Linked DNA regions of Homo sapiens: region 2 is linked to region 1. The links are chromatin contacts, found by Hi-C or POLR2A ChIA-PET in ENCODE. All regions are on one chromosome and are shown on one strand. Each heading gives the region's core, a stretch centred on a gene start or an enhancer-like site at or near the end of the contact. The rest is flanking DNA. Distances are from core to core; before and after follow the strand shown. Region 1 holds the start of TBL2 (transducin beta like 2). Region 2 holds the start of GTF2I (general transcription factor IIi).

Region 1 (6,766 bases), core at 3,134-5,633:
ATTAGCTGGGTGTGGTGGTGAGCACCTATGGTTCCAGCTACTTGGGAGGATGTGGTGGGAGGATTGCTTGAGCCCAGGAGTTTCAGGCTGCAATCAGCTGTGATTGCGCCACTGCACTCCAGCCTGGGCGACACAGTGAGACTCTCTTTATTAAAAAAATGCTCCTGGATCAATAAATGTCACATGCAAAATGCTTGGTAAATGAAATTCTTCTTAAAAGTGCATCTTTGGCCAGGCTTGGTGGCTCACGCCTTTAATCCCAGCACTTTGGGAGGTTGAGGCGGGAGGATCACTTGAGTTCAGGAGTTCGAGACCAGCCTGAGTAACATGGTGAAACCTTGTCTCTACAAAACACACACACAAAAATTAGCTGGGTGTGATGGTGCATGCCTGTAGTCCTAGCTACTTGGGAGCTGAGGCAGGATGATCGATTGAGGCAGAAGGATCACTTGAGCCCGGGAGGCGGAAGTTGCAGTGAGCCGAGATCATGCCATTGCATTCCAGCCTGGGCAACACAGTGAGACTCTGTCTCAAAATAAATAAATAAATAAATACTTTGAAAAGTGTAGCTTGTCTGTAGATGGTGTGAAGAAAGTGGCTTATGGCTGGGCCCACAGTCCTAAGTAGCAAGATAGGGAGGACAAGCCTCAGGATGCTCTAGACACCCCCTCGCACCCCTCCCTACCCCACTGCCCACAGCTGAGTCAATGCCAGTTTCCCGCAAAGGACAAAAGGGAAGGAAATGAGGCTGCTCCATTTGCTCTCTGACTGGATCCATTTCCTCCCCCAAGATTGTGGGTGTGTCTGTCTGTCATCTAGCCTCTGCAGCGGCCACTGTTCTCAGAGGGTCCTTTATTGCCGAAGGGCCTGGACTGTCAGGAAGGCAGGCTCCTGGGTGGGGATGGAAATGTTTGCAGCAGGAATCTCCAACTCTGGTACTTCGACTCACTCTGGGCTTTGGGACTGGGACACCCACGGAGCATGACTGTTCAACCCAAATTCTACCAATAAGTCTTTCAGATTGTCTCCTTGTTGGTGGAATTTGAATAAGTTCTGTAGATAGCATCAATGTCAAGTTCCTGGTTTTGATATTACACTGCAGTTATGCAAGATGTTACTACTGGAGGAAACTGAGAGGAAGAGTCCATGAGACCTCCCTGTTCACTTTTTCAAACCACTGTGCATCTTTATATCTTTTTTTTTTTTTTTTTTTTTTTTTGAGACAGGGTCTTACTCTGTTGCTCAGGCTGCAGTGCAGTGGCACGATCACAGCTCACTACAGCCTCGACCTCCCGGACTCAGGTGATTCTGCCACCTCAGCCTGCCAGTTAGCTGGGGCTATAGGCACATGTCACCATGTCTGGCTAATTTTTTTTTTTTTGAGACGGAATCTCACTCTGTCGCCCCAGCTGGAATGCAGTGGCACAATCTTGGCTCACTGCAACCTCCGCCTCCCAGGTTCAAGCGATTCTCCTGCCTCAGCCTCCTGAGTAGCTAGGATTACAGGTGCGCACCACTATGCCAGGCTAATTTTTGTATTTTTAGTAGAGACAGGGTTTCACCATGTTAGCCAGGCTGGTCTCGAACTCCTGACCTCAGGTGGTCCGCCTGCCTCAGCCTCCCAAAGTGCTAGGATTACAGGCATGAGCCACCGTGCCCAGCCTTAACTTTTTTTTTTTTTTTTTTGAAACGGAGTCTCACCCTCACCCAGGCTGCAGTGCAGTGATGCAATCACGGCTCACTGCAAAACCACCTCCCGGGTCCAAGTGATCCTTCTGCCTCAGCCTCCCAAGTAGCTGGGACCACAGGCATGTGCCACCACGCTCGTCTAATTTTTGTAGTTTTTGGTAGAGACGGGGTTTCACTATGTTGCTCAGGCTGGGCTCAAGCTCCTGGGCTAAAATCTGGGCCTCCCAAAGTGGTGGGATTACAGGTGTGAGCAATCACACCCAGCCTATTTATTTATTTTATAGAGATGGGGTCTTGCTATGTTGCCCAGACTGGTCTTGAACTGCTAGGCTCAAGCAATCTTCCCACCTTGGCCTCCCAAAGTGTTGGGGATCACAGGCTTTAGCCACTGTGCCTGGCGGCTGTAATTATTTTAAAAGAAGTTTTCTTCTTTCTTTCTTTTTTTATTTATTTTATATTTATTTTTGAGATGGAGTCTCACTCTTATCACCCAAGCCGGAGTGCAGTGGAGCAATCTTGGCTCACTGCAACCTCTGCCTCCCAGGTTCAAGTGATTCTCCTGCCTCAGCCTCCCGAGTAGCTGGGATTAGAGGCGTGGGACACCACGCCCAGCTAATTTTTGTACTTTTGGTAGAGACGGGGTTTCGCCATGTTGGCCAGAGACGGGGTTTCACCATGTTGGCCAGGCTGGTCTCGAAGTCCTGACCTCAGGTGATCCTCCCGCCTCGGCCTCCCAAAGTGCTGGGATTACAGGCATGGGCCACCGCACCCGGCCTTAAAAGAAGTTTTCTGGCCGGGCGCGGTGGCTCAAGCCTGTAATCCCCCAAGCACTTTGGGAGGCCGAGGCGGGCAGATCATGAGGTCAGGAGATCGAGACCATCCTGGCTAACACGGTGAAATCCCGTCTCTACTAAAAATATTTTTAAAAAATTAGCCGGGCGTGGTGGCGGGCGCCTGTAATCCCAGCTACTCGGGAGGCTGAGGCAGGAGAATGGCATAAACCCAGGAGGCGGAGGTTGCAGTGAGCCGAGATCGCGCCACTGCGCTCCAACCTGGGCAATAGAGCAAGACTCTGTCTCAAAAAAAAAAATAAGTTTTCTATGAAAAAATTTCCTGGTCTGGGCCAGTCGCGGTGGCTCACACCTGTAATCCCAGCACTTTGAGAGGCTGAGGCGGGCGGATCACGAGGTCAGGAGTTCAAGACCAGCCTGACCAATATAGCGAAACCCCGTCTCTACTAAAAAATACAAAAAATTAGCGGGGCATGCTAGCGGGCACCCGTAATCCCAGCTACTCGGGAGGCTGAGGCAAGCGAATCGCTTGAACCCGGGAGGCAGAGGTTGCAGTGAGCAGAGATGGCGCCATTGCACTCCAGCCTGGGCGACAGTGCAACGAGACTCCATCTCAAAAAATAAAAAATAAAAATAATCTCCCAGCTCGGCATGGTGGCTCACGCCTGTAATCCCAGCACTTTGGGAGGCCGAAGCAGGTGGATCACCTGAGGTCAGGAGTTCGAGACCAGCCTGGCCAACATGGCAAAACCCCCGTCTCTATAAAAAACACAAAAAGTAGCAGGGCATGGTGGCACGCGCCTGTAATCCCAGCTACTCTGGAGGCTGAGGCAGGAGAATCTCTTGCACCCGGGAGACGGAGGTTGCAGTGAGCCGAGACGCGTCACTGCACTCCAACCTGGGCAACCGTCTCAAAAGTAAATACATAAATAAATAAATAAAATAAGTTTTCTATTAAAAATTCTCCCTTTTAACTTTCGACTTGCCAGGCCAGCCCCAAATCCAGGCCCTCGTCACCTCCCTCTCGGATCCTTGAAGCCACTGCCGGTTTTCTGATTTTGGTCTTTTCACACAAAGGTCCATCCAGGGAATCCTCAGACACAGCTTTTGCCCCACCTCTCCCTGTAATGAGCAGCTTGTTGGATGGAGCCAGCGCTCAACGTCCCCCAGACCTTTCCGCCCCTCTAGCCATTTCCCACATCCCAGCTTCTCAGGTCTTTGCGGAGGCTGTTCCACTCCACGCGCCTGGCCTACTCTTCCTTAAAAGCCCATCTGAACTTTCGCTGATGCTGAGTTTCCTATCCGTTAAATGGTAATAATAATCCCCGCCCCGCTTCCTTGAAAGGATCCAGTGTGGTGATGGCTGGAATAATGCCTTTAATAAACAATTATCAGTGAGTTCTTCAGGAGGAGGCGTGAGCAGTGATCGCAAATCCCGCCTTCCTCCGCCCTCCGCAGCCCTGCAATCTCAACCGCCAGGCGACCCGCCCCTCGAAACGCACCAAGGGTCGAGCCCTGCCCCTCGAGATGTTCTACTTCCAGGCCCCGCCCCTCGAGACACTCTACCTCCGGGTTCTGCCCCTCGAGACGCTCTAACAACCCAGCCCCGCCCCTCGAGACGCGCTAACTCCAGACTCTGCCTCTCGAGGCGCTCTAATAACTAGGCTCGGCGGGTGGAGATGCTCTAACTCCAGGCCCCGCCCCTCGAGCGCCACAACAGCCGGGCCCCACCCCTTGAGGTGCTTTAACGGCCAGGCCCCGCCCTGAAGGCGTTGTAACAACCAGGCTCCGCCCCCAGGCGCTCTAACGGCCAGGCCCAGCCGCTTGAGGCTCCCCAACGGCCAGGCCGCGCCCCCGCGTGCGTGCGCGGCCCGGCAGAGCCGTGCGGGCGCCCGCGTACTCACTAGCTGAGGTGGCAGTGGTTCCACCAACATGGAGCTCTCGCAGATGTCGGAGCTCATGGGGCTGTCGGTGTTGCTTGGGCTGCTGGCCCTGATGGCGACGGCGGCGGTAGCGCGGGGGTGGCTGCGCGCGGGGGAGGAGAGGAGCGGCCGGCCCGCCTGTAAGTGGGGCCGGGTCGGGTGGGGGCGGCCCGCGGTGTCCCGGCTCCCGGCCTCCTCGTGGTCCGACCTGCGGTTTGGGCCCGCGGCTGGTGGGGCCCGGCGACTCCATGGGCCTCAGTTTCTCCTCTGGTAACGTGAGCTTCGCTTCCAGAGACGGGGACCCGCCTTGCCGGGTTAGGCGCACCTCCTGGGGCGGGACTGGCTCCAACCTGGGCCCCTTACTGCGGCTTTCTCTGTGGCCGAGGCCAGGCCGTCCCCGGGGTGGCCAGGAGAGCACCGTAAACTCTTCAGCCTGCTCCGTGGCCGCGATCTCGGAAAAAGCACCAATTCTGTGATGTGCAGCAGCATTTACTGGGCATCTATGACCCTGTGATAGGCTTTGGGGTCTTTTTCTGTAAGGAGTCCAGTAAAGGAGAAGTACATCTGTATTATGAACACCTAAATATGTAAGTGAAAAACACGGTGAAATAAGTTTCACTGAGGCCAGGCGAAGTGGCTCACGCCTGTATTCCCAGCACTTTGGGAGGCCGAGGCAGGGAGATCGCTTGAGCCCAGGAGTTTGGGACCAGCCTGAGCAACATAGCAAGACCCCATCTCTACGCAAAATTAGCTGGGTGTGGTTGTGCACGCCCCTGTAGTCCCAGCTCCATGGGAGGCCGAGGCAGGAGGGTGTCGTGAGTCCAGGAATTCAAGGCTGCAGTGAGTTGTGATAGATCGCGCCACTGTACTTCAGCCTGGGTGACGGCAAGAGCCTGTCTCTGAAAAGTTTCATAGAAGAGGTTAGTACTAGAAATGGGAAACACCAGAGAGTCAGTGGGCAGCCCTGCTCTTTTTATTTATTTTTCAGACAGAGTTTCGCTCTTCTTGCCCAGGCTGGAGTGCAGTGGCACAATCTTGGCTCGTTGCAACTTCCGCCTGCCAGGTTCAAGCGATTCTTCTGCCTCTGCCTCCCGAGTAGCTGGGACTACAGGCACACACCACCACGCCTGGCTAATTTTTGTATATTTAGTAGACGGGGTTTCGCCACGTTGGTCAGGCTGGTCTCGAACGCCTGATCTCAGGTGATCCACTCGTCCTGGCCTCCAAAAGTGCTGAGATTACAGGCGTGAACCACTGTGCCCGGCCAGCCCTGCATTTTTTTTTTTTTTTTTTTTGCAGGGGGACGGAGTTTTGCTCTGTCGCCCAATCTGGAGTCTAGTGGCGGGATCTCGGCTCACTGCAAGCTCCGCCTCTGGGTTCACGCCATTCTCCTGCCTCAGCCTCCTGAGTAGCTGGGACTACAGGCGTCCGACACCACACCCGGCTAATTTTTTGTATTTTTTGAGTAGAGACGGGGTTTCACTGTGTTAGCCAGGATGGTCTCAATCTCCTAACCTCTTGTGATCCACCTGCCTCGGCCTCCCAAAGTGCTGGGATTACAGGCGTGAGCCACCCTGCCTGGCCGAGTCCTGTTCTTTTATGGGGGAGGTGGTTGTTAGGGAAATCATTACTGAGAATAGGGGGCACATGAGGTAGTGTGGGGTCTCAAAGGATGGTTCTAGAAGAAGAGTTTGCCAGAAGGCCAAGGAAAAAAGACATTCCTGCCAATGGCAATACCCGAGAAGGCAAGGAGTCCCCAAACAGCATTTGGTATGACTTAAGTGTGAGGAGGGGGGCTTGTTAGACATGCCTGGAGAGAAGGAAGCAGAGGACAGATTGTGGCTGTGTTTGTTTGCAGGGCCCAGGAGCTTTTTTCCTGTTGGAATTGGGGAGCATCTGCAGTCATTTACCACATGCCAGCTTTGTGACTCAATTAAGTATCTTTTACAAAAGTGACTGGCTCCACTCCCCCGCACAGGACTCAACAGATGTTGACTTCTCATCCCCGAGTTCTTTCAGGTACTGGAGTGCAGTGGTGCGATCTTGGCTTACTGCAACCTCTACCTCCTGGGTTCAAGTGATTCTCCTGCCTCAGCCTCCTGAGTAGCTGGGATTACAGGCGCCTGCCACCACGCCCGGCTAATTTTTGTATTTTTAGTAGAGACGGGGTTTCACCATGTTGGCCAGACTGGTGGAACTCCTGGGCATCAAGATGATCCAGCTGCCGGGCCGGGCATGGTGACTCACGCCTGTAATCCCAGCACTTTGGGAGGCCGAAGCGGGCAGGTCACAAGGTCAGGAGATCGAGACTGAGGCAACAGAGCGAGACTCTGTATCAAACAAAAAAAAAAAATGATCCAGCAG
Region 2 (6,621 bases), core at 2,894-5,393, 1.1 Mb before region 1:
CCATTTTATTCCACACTTAAATCCATGGCCCCTTTTTAAACTGGAGACTTATGAAACTTTTAACTTTTCTAATCATGGCTAACAGGAATTCTCAACTCTCAGCCAGTTTTCTGAGCAATCTACCGTCAGTCGTCCGAATTATTTTTCATTCTTTAACATCTATTTTATTTTTATTTTTTTTGAGACACAGTCTCGCTCTGTCGCCCAGGCTGGAGTGCAGTGGTGAGATCTCATCTCACTGCAACCTCCACCTCCTGGGTTCAAGAGATCCCCCTGCCTCAGCCTCCCCAAGTAGCTGAAACTACGTACGCACGCCACCACACCCGGCTAATTTTTGTATTTTTAGTACAGACGGGGTTTCGCCATGTCGGCAGGCTGGTCTCCAACTCCTGACTTCAGGTGTTCCACCTCCCTCGGCCTCCCAAAGTGCTGGGATTACAGGTGTGAGCCACCGCACCCGGCCAAGATCTAATTTTAAAGTAAGAAAAAGCAAATATCTCCAATAAATTTCTCTCCCTTCATTTTGCACCATTGTGAATGGTTCTCAAAGGGCTGTCCGGGAAGCAGCCACCATCAACACCACCTGGGGAGCTAATCGAAATGCAAATTGTGGGGCAACTCCCCAGACCTGCAGAATCAGCCTGGGAGGTAGGGCCCAGCAAGCAGAGTCCGCACATGCCAGCTCTCCCGGGGACGCCCAGGCGCGGTGGTTTCACAACCTCGGCTTAGGGGTTGAGTCACACTGGCCAGGTTCATGTGCTAGGCAAGCAAGAGTACAGAACTCTCCAACTTCTCTAGACTTGTTCCGCTCTATAGAATAGAATTACAGACTTGTCACAAAGATTAAATAAGAAAAATACTGTACATCCAAAGCGCTCAAGAGCCATGGAGGGGGCACGGAAGACACTCAAATGTAAGCAGCATTGCTACCACCGGCAAGGCACGAGGACGATGCCAAACTGGAGGGGGAAGTGGAGGGAGAAAGACATAGGAGGAAAAGGCTTCTTGTCCCTGCCCCTACGAGCTCAACACCCAGTGACTAGGCCAGATGCAGAGGAAAGTAAAAGTGCCCTTAGCCGGGCGTGGTGGAGCGCTCCTGTAATCCCAGCTACTCAGGAGTCTGAAGCAGGAGAATCGCTTGAACCCGGGAGGCGGAGGTTGCAGTGAGCCGAGATCGCGCCACTGCACTCCAGCCTGGGCAACGAGAGCGAAACTCCGCTTCCGAAAAAAAAAAAAAAAGAAAAGAAAAGAAAAAGGAAAAGGAAAAAAAAGAGAGAAAATAAAGGTGCCCTGCGAGGAAGGGCACACAAGTTGATTGGGAGACTAAGAAGGAACAAACTCTGACTATGCAATATAAGAGAAGACCACAGGCCGGGAGCGGTGGCTCACGCCTGTAATCCCAGCACTTTCGGAGACCGAGGCAGGCGGATCACCTGAAGTCAGGAGTTCAAGACCAGCCTGACAAACATGGCGAAACACCGTCTCTATTAAAAATACAAATATTAGCGGGGCTTGGGGGCAGGCGCCTGTAATCCCAGCTACTCGGGGGAGACTGAGGCAGGAAAATCGCTTGAACCCGGGAGGTGGAGGTTGCAGTGAGCGAAGATCGCGCCACTGCACTCCAGCCTGGGGGGATAGAACGAAACCCTCTCAACAACAGCAGCAAAAAAAAAAAAAAAAGAGAAGACCTTAAGGAAGTGGCTGCATATGAGCAAGAAAGATTTCCATAGGCTGAAAAATGTCATTCCAGCCAAAAGACCAAGATCTCAAGGAGGAGGAGAAACGAAAGCCAAGGTAGCAGCCACAGAAAAATCCTGTAGCAGGAAATAAAATCGGTCATCCCACACCACAGGCCTCAGCCTGGGGAGAAGACCCCGCCTCCGCAGGGCACTCTACCTGCACGTTCTCATTTGCAAACTAACTTCCCCTTTTGTTCCCTGAAGGACTGGAGACTTCTCCTCTGCACTGTTGGCTGATCAAGCCATTGTCTGCGGCAAAGTTGAATTTAAAAGAGATGAGGCCCAGCGTGGTGGCTCAAGCCTGTACTCCCACCACTTTGGGAGGCCTAAACGGGAGGATCACCAGAGTCCAGGAGTTCCCGACCAGCCTAGGCAACACAAGAAGACCCCATCTCTAAAAAAAAATTTTAAATTAGCCAGGCGTGACCCAGGGCGGTGGCTCACGCCTGTAATCCCAGCACTTTGGTGGCAGGCCGAGGCGGGCCGATTGCTTTCAGCTTGATTCAAGAGTTGGAGACCAGCCTGGCCAACATGGTGAAACGCCATCTCTACTAAAAATACAAAAATTAGCCGGGCGTGGTGGGCACGCCTGTAATCCCAGCTACTCAGGAGGCTGAGGCAGGAGAACGGCTTGAACCCGGGAGGCAGAGGTTGCAGTGAGCCGAGATCACACCAGTGCACTTCAGCCTGGGCCACAGAGTGAGACTCCATCTCAAAAAAAAAAAAATTAGCAGGGCATGATGGCATGCGCCTGTAGTCCCAGCCACTGAGGAGGCTGAGGCAGGAGGATCGCTGGAGCCCAGGTGTTGGAGGCTGCAATGTGCTATGATTGTGCCACTCTGCGCTTCAGCCAGGGCAACACAGAGAGACCCTGTTTCTAAAAAAAAAAAAGAAAATTAAGCCGAAAGCGATGGCTCACACCTGTAATCCCAGCACTATGGGGGGCCAAGGTGGGAGGATCGCTTGAGCCTAGGAGTTCAAGACCAGCCTGGGCAACAAAGTGAGAACGCATCTCCACAAATAATTTTTTTTAAAAAAAGGAGGTCAGTAGTCAGCAAGAGCTGCGCATCGCCAAGAGTGGACACTACTCCAACAGCACCCCACCTGTGAACATCCCCAGCCGCAAATCAGCGCAAATCCATAACCTAGGGAGGACAAAATTCGCTACACGAAAAAGCAAAAGCTGGATTAAGAAAAAGTGGAGAAGTCGGGGAGCGGGAAGGAGACAGCTTTTTCCATTTCATTTTCCTTCTTCCTCTGCACTCCCGTCGTCTGGGTGCTGGCTGAACCCAGACGGCTTAATTTTCATGGCCTAAAGCTGAAGTTTTCCTTCCGGTCATTGTGTTTATTTCCCCCAAAGAACAGGCCCCGCGGGGCAGGCGCGCCGGGCCGGCCCGGGACAAAGCCCACTGCGGACTCCACCTGGGAGCGGGGCGGGGCGGGGGACAGCGCTCCCGCTCCCCCGCCCGCCGCAGTTACCAGGCAACGCGCGGCCCCGCCCCCGCGCCGGTTGGCCAATCCCGCGCGTCTGCTGCCCCGGCGCAGGAGCCCCAGATACACCAGGCGAGCGCGACCCCACGACGGCTCGGGCCTGGCACCGCGCGCGCCCCCGCACCGCCTAGCCGGCCAATCAGCGCGGCGGGGCATGCGCAGCCCGCAGGGCCGCTCGCTCGCTCGCGCGCGGGATCGCACGCGCGAGGCGCCCCCCCACCGCACGCCGGTCGGCGCGCGCGCCCCTCCCCCACGCGCACTGAGGCGCGCGCGTGCCACTGTCGTCCCCCGCGACCGCGTCCGTGCCGCCCCACCCCCATCGCCTCGTTTCGGCCACTGCCAAGGCCGGCGGGGCTCGAGACCCGGCGAGGCGGTGGGGGTGGGGGTAGGGGGAGGCGGCACGGGCGCCCCCCAAGGCCCCACACCGCGCGCGGCGGGCCGCGGCTCCCAGGCCCCTGTCCCTGCAGGCCCCGGCGGGGCAAAGTCTCTAATAAAGGCCCCCGCTCGCAATGGCCCCCGAGGCGGGGGCGGGGGGCGCGGGGATGAGGCGAGAGGGACTCACCCGAGTGCGGCCGCCTCCAGGCAGCTCCGGGGCCGGGGGTGCCGAGGGGAGGCGAGTGTGGGCCGCGCGCGGGCTGCGGCCGCCGCGGAGCAGCCTCGGCTGAGGGGAGCTGGCGAGCGGACGGGAGGCGAGAGGGGGCGAGGGGCCCGTGCGTGTCGGTCGCGCTCCTGTCACCGCCGCATGGCCGCCCCGCAGGCAGGGCCTCGCTCAGCGCCTTGATCCGATCACTGGGGGACAGAGGCAGAGGCCGGGGTGACCGCGGCAGGCGGGCGGCCGCGGCTGGAGAGCGCGTGCGGGGAAGCGGGGGGGCGACCGGTGGCCCCTTTTCTCTGCTCTCCCAGCTTCTCTCTCACCCTCCTCCTCCTCCTCCTTTTTTTTTTCTTTTTTTTCTTTTTTTTTTTTTTTTTTTTTTTTTTTGTTCCTCGAAGGCGCGTTGCGCCTGCGCATCCGCAGCGCCGCCCAGCGGGAGTTGTAGTTTCGGATGCGTTCCCCGTCAACGCGGCGGCGGCGGTCGTGGACTACAACTCCCAGGAAGCACCGCGCCGGCTAGCCCCGAACCCGAGGACGAGGCAAGCGCGGCGCCCGGCCCTCTCCAGCAAGGGCTGTCAATGGAGGCGAGGGTGGTGGGAGCGAGAACATGGCTGCACCTGGGGCCTGCGCGGCCGCCCGGGTGGGGGAGGGGAGCCGGGGTGCAGAAACGGAAATCTGGACGGGTGGTGGCTCCGGCGTCGTCCCCACCGAGCGCCAGCCGCCGTCCAAGTCCGCCACTTGCTCTTGCACCCCACATTCCTTGCAAATTGCGAGGCAGGGAAGCTGCAAAAGCCGGGGAGCCCCGGGCTGGGCCGTCGCCCTCCTTGCTCTGCAAAAGGGGAGTCCTTCCGCCTTGCACCACCCTCCAGGACACAAAGAACTCCTCTCTAGTGTTTTCCAAGCTGGCCTCCAAAGAGACCGTTGCCCCCAAGTTCGGACAGGCGAGAGGGGAGGAGACCTTGTGTTTTAATTCCTCCCCCAGACCCTCCGCCTCTATCTCTCCCTCAGGATTTGGAAGGAAACTTGCAAGGGAGTGGGAGCAGAAATCCTGACTCGTAGCTCCTGTTTTGTTCTGTCAACCGCGATGCGATTTAACTCAAACTCCTCCCCCTACCACTATTTTTTGCTTCTCAACTTGAATTAGCCGGTGGGTTTTGAAAATGGAGAGACATTACTGTTCACCTAAGTTAAACTCCAAAACTTTACAACCCCGAGGCCGACGATTTTTAGATGTTTATGTAAAGCACGAGATTGAGTGGTTTTTTGATTCCCGCCCGCCCCCCCACCCAGTACCACCCACTGGGGATTCGGGCCACGACGGCCATCCTCCCCCCACCCGCCGCTTCTCGGTAGGTGGCGACCACGACGCTTTTTCCAGCCTCCAAGCCTTTGTCGCTAGCGAGAAAACTTTCCGAGCAGCCAGTCTTTTGATGTGGGTTCCAAAAACCTTTCCTTTCAATCTGGGTTCTCCGATTGGCATTCCCCATCGTCTCTCTTGCACAGACCGCACCCAATAAAGCCTCCTCTAGAATTTTCATGTTGGATTTTTTTTGAAAAATACATGGAGAGCGTAAAGCTCACCGGAGAAGCAATCTGATTACAGAAGCCTGAATTTTTGCGATTTCCCGGACAATGTCTAGGATCCCTTCGGTCCTTGCCTAATAAGATTGTGACTCTCCTTTGTCGATTGTCTCGAAAGTCATTCATTAAGTTTGCACAAGAGCAACTTTCTTTTTGCACTTGTATTTCATTGACATTTAGTAATATTTAATTAAATTCTCTATTCCCAATACCACGTGCCACTGGCATATATTTAGGAACAAATTTAACTCTTGAGAAGCCTATAACTCACTCTAGTAAGAGCAGCCAGCCTACGAGATGCAGATTTCAGCTGCTGTGGACTTCAGTGAGTATCTTTTGTTGAGAGAGTGGTTTCTCCACCTGGAGGGGTCAGGGAAAGGATTTCCTGGGTATAGTGGAGTCGTGGAGTAGAATTTGGGGGGATGTTACAAAGTGAGTTAGCAAGGCAGAAGTTTATTTAGCCAAGATGACTCTTATCATCGTGAAAACGTTTGGAAGGTAGTTCCTTTCTTCTATGAATTTGTTTAGTGGTTCACAGTGGAATTTTTTTTTTGAGACCGAGCCTCGCTCCGTCACCCACGCTGGAGTGCAGTGGCGCGATCTCGGCTCACGGCAACGTCTACCTCCCGGGTTCAAGTGATTCTCCTGCCTCAGCTTCCTGAGTAGCTAGGATTATAGGCGTGCACTACCACGCCCAGCTAATTTTTGTATTTTTAGTAGAGACGGGTTTCTACTAAACATGTTGCCCAGACTGTTCTCGAACTCCTGACCTCAAGTGATCTGCCTTCCTCAGCCTCCCAAAGTGCTGAGATTACAGGCGTGAGCACCGCACCGGGCCCACAGTGGAATTTTGCTGCCTCTTCATAAACAACTCCAACTTCTTTGAGACTGAAGCAATTCCTAAAACGGTTAGGTCAACATGAGCTGGTTTTGAATTACCTCTAGTCAGAAAGCTGTCTCTGTTGAGGCAATGTGTATGCAGACAAAGCGTTTTTCTGAGCATTTTGCCATTAAGGTTTGTAACCCTCAAATTCATGTGTTACAGTCATAAAGATCTTGCGTGTTCTGTCTTCATTAAGGTCTGGCTCACTGCGGCTTGTTGGAACACTTGTCAACCAATTTCTCCTTCATCTTAGTGGCATAGATACTACATTAATTGTGGCCATTGTTATAAATCACTTTGGATACTATCTCTCTGCAAAGCTGGGGTTTTGTTTT

Evidence for each region. Hi-C counts contacts between places; a loop is a spot of excess contacts on that map. ChIA-PET counts read pairs that join two places held with the same protein, here RNA polymerase II (POLR2A). Pooled maps may share reads with other maps.
Region 2: a pooled map shows a loop between it and region 1 (18-fold over the local background). The contact joins the promoter of GTF2I here to the promoter of TBL2 in region 1. A Hi-C loop is called at or near these places in 2 of 37 single-sample maps with no recorded cell type and 10 of 50 pooled maps. POLR2A ChIA-PET finds 5 or more read pairs at or near these places in 1 of 52 experiments (CD8-positive, alpha-beta memory T cell).

What each region holds. Positions count from the first base shown.
Region 1 is chr7:73,576,196-73,582,961 of GRCh38, reverse strand. It overlaps TBL2 (transducin beta like 2), which reads left to right and starts at 4,383. Exons shown (of 7, transcript NM_012453.4): 1 at 4,383-4,542. The coding sequence starts at 4,413. RefSeq lists an enhancer at 3,732-3,801 and a silencer at 4,132-4,771.
Region 2 is chr7:74,655,240-74,661,860 of GRCh38, reverse strand. It overlaps GTF2I (general transcription factor IIi), which reads right to left and starts at 4,143. Exons shown (of 35, transcript NM_032999.4): 1 at 3,793-4,143. RefSeq lists enhancers at 370-649, 43-685, 1,574-1,713, 4,164-4,213, 4,234-4,353 and 1 more and silencers at 2,984-3,503, 3,574-3,863, 3,884-4,063, 4,434-4,593.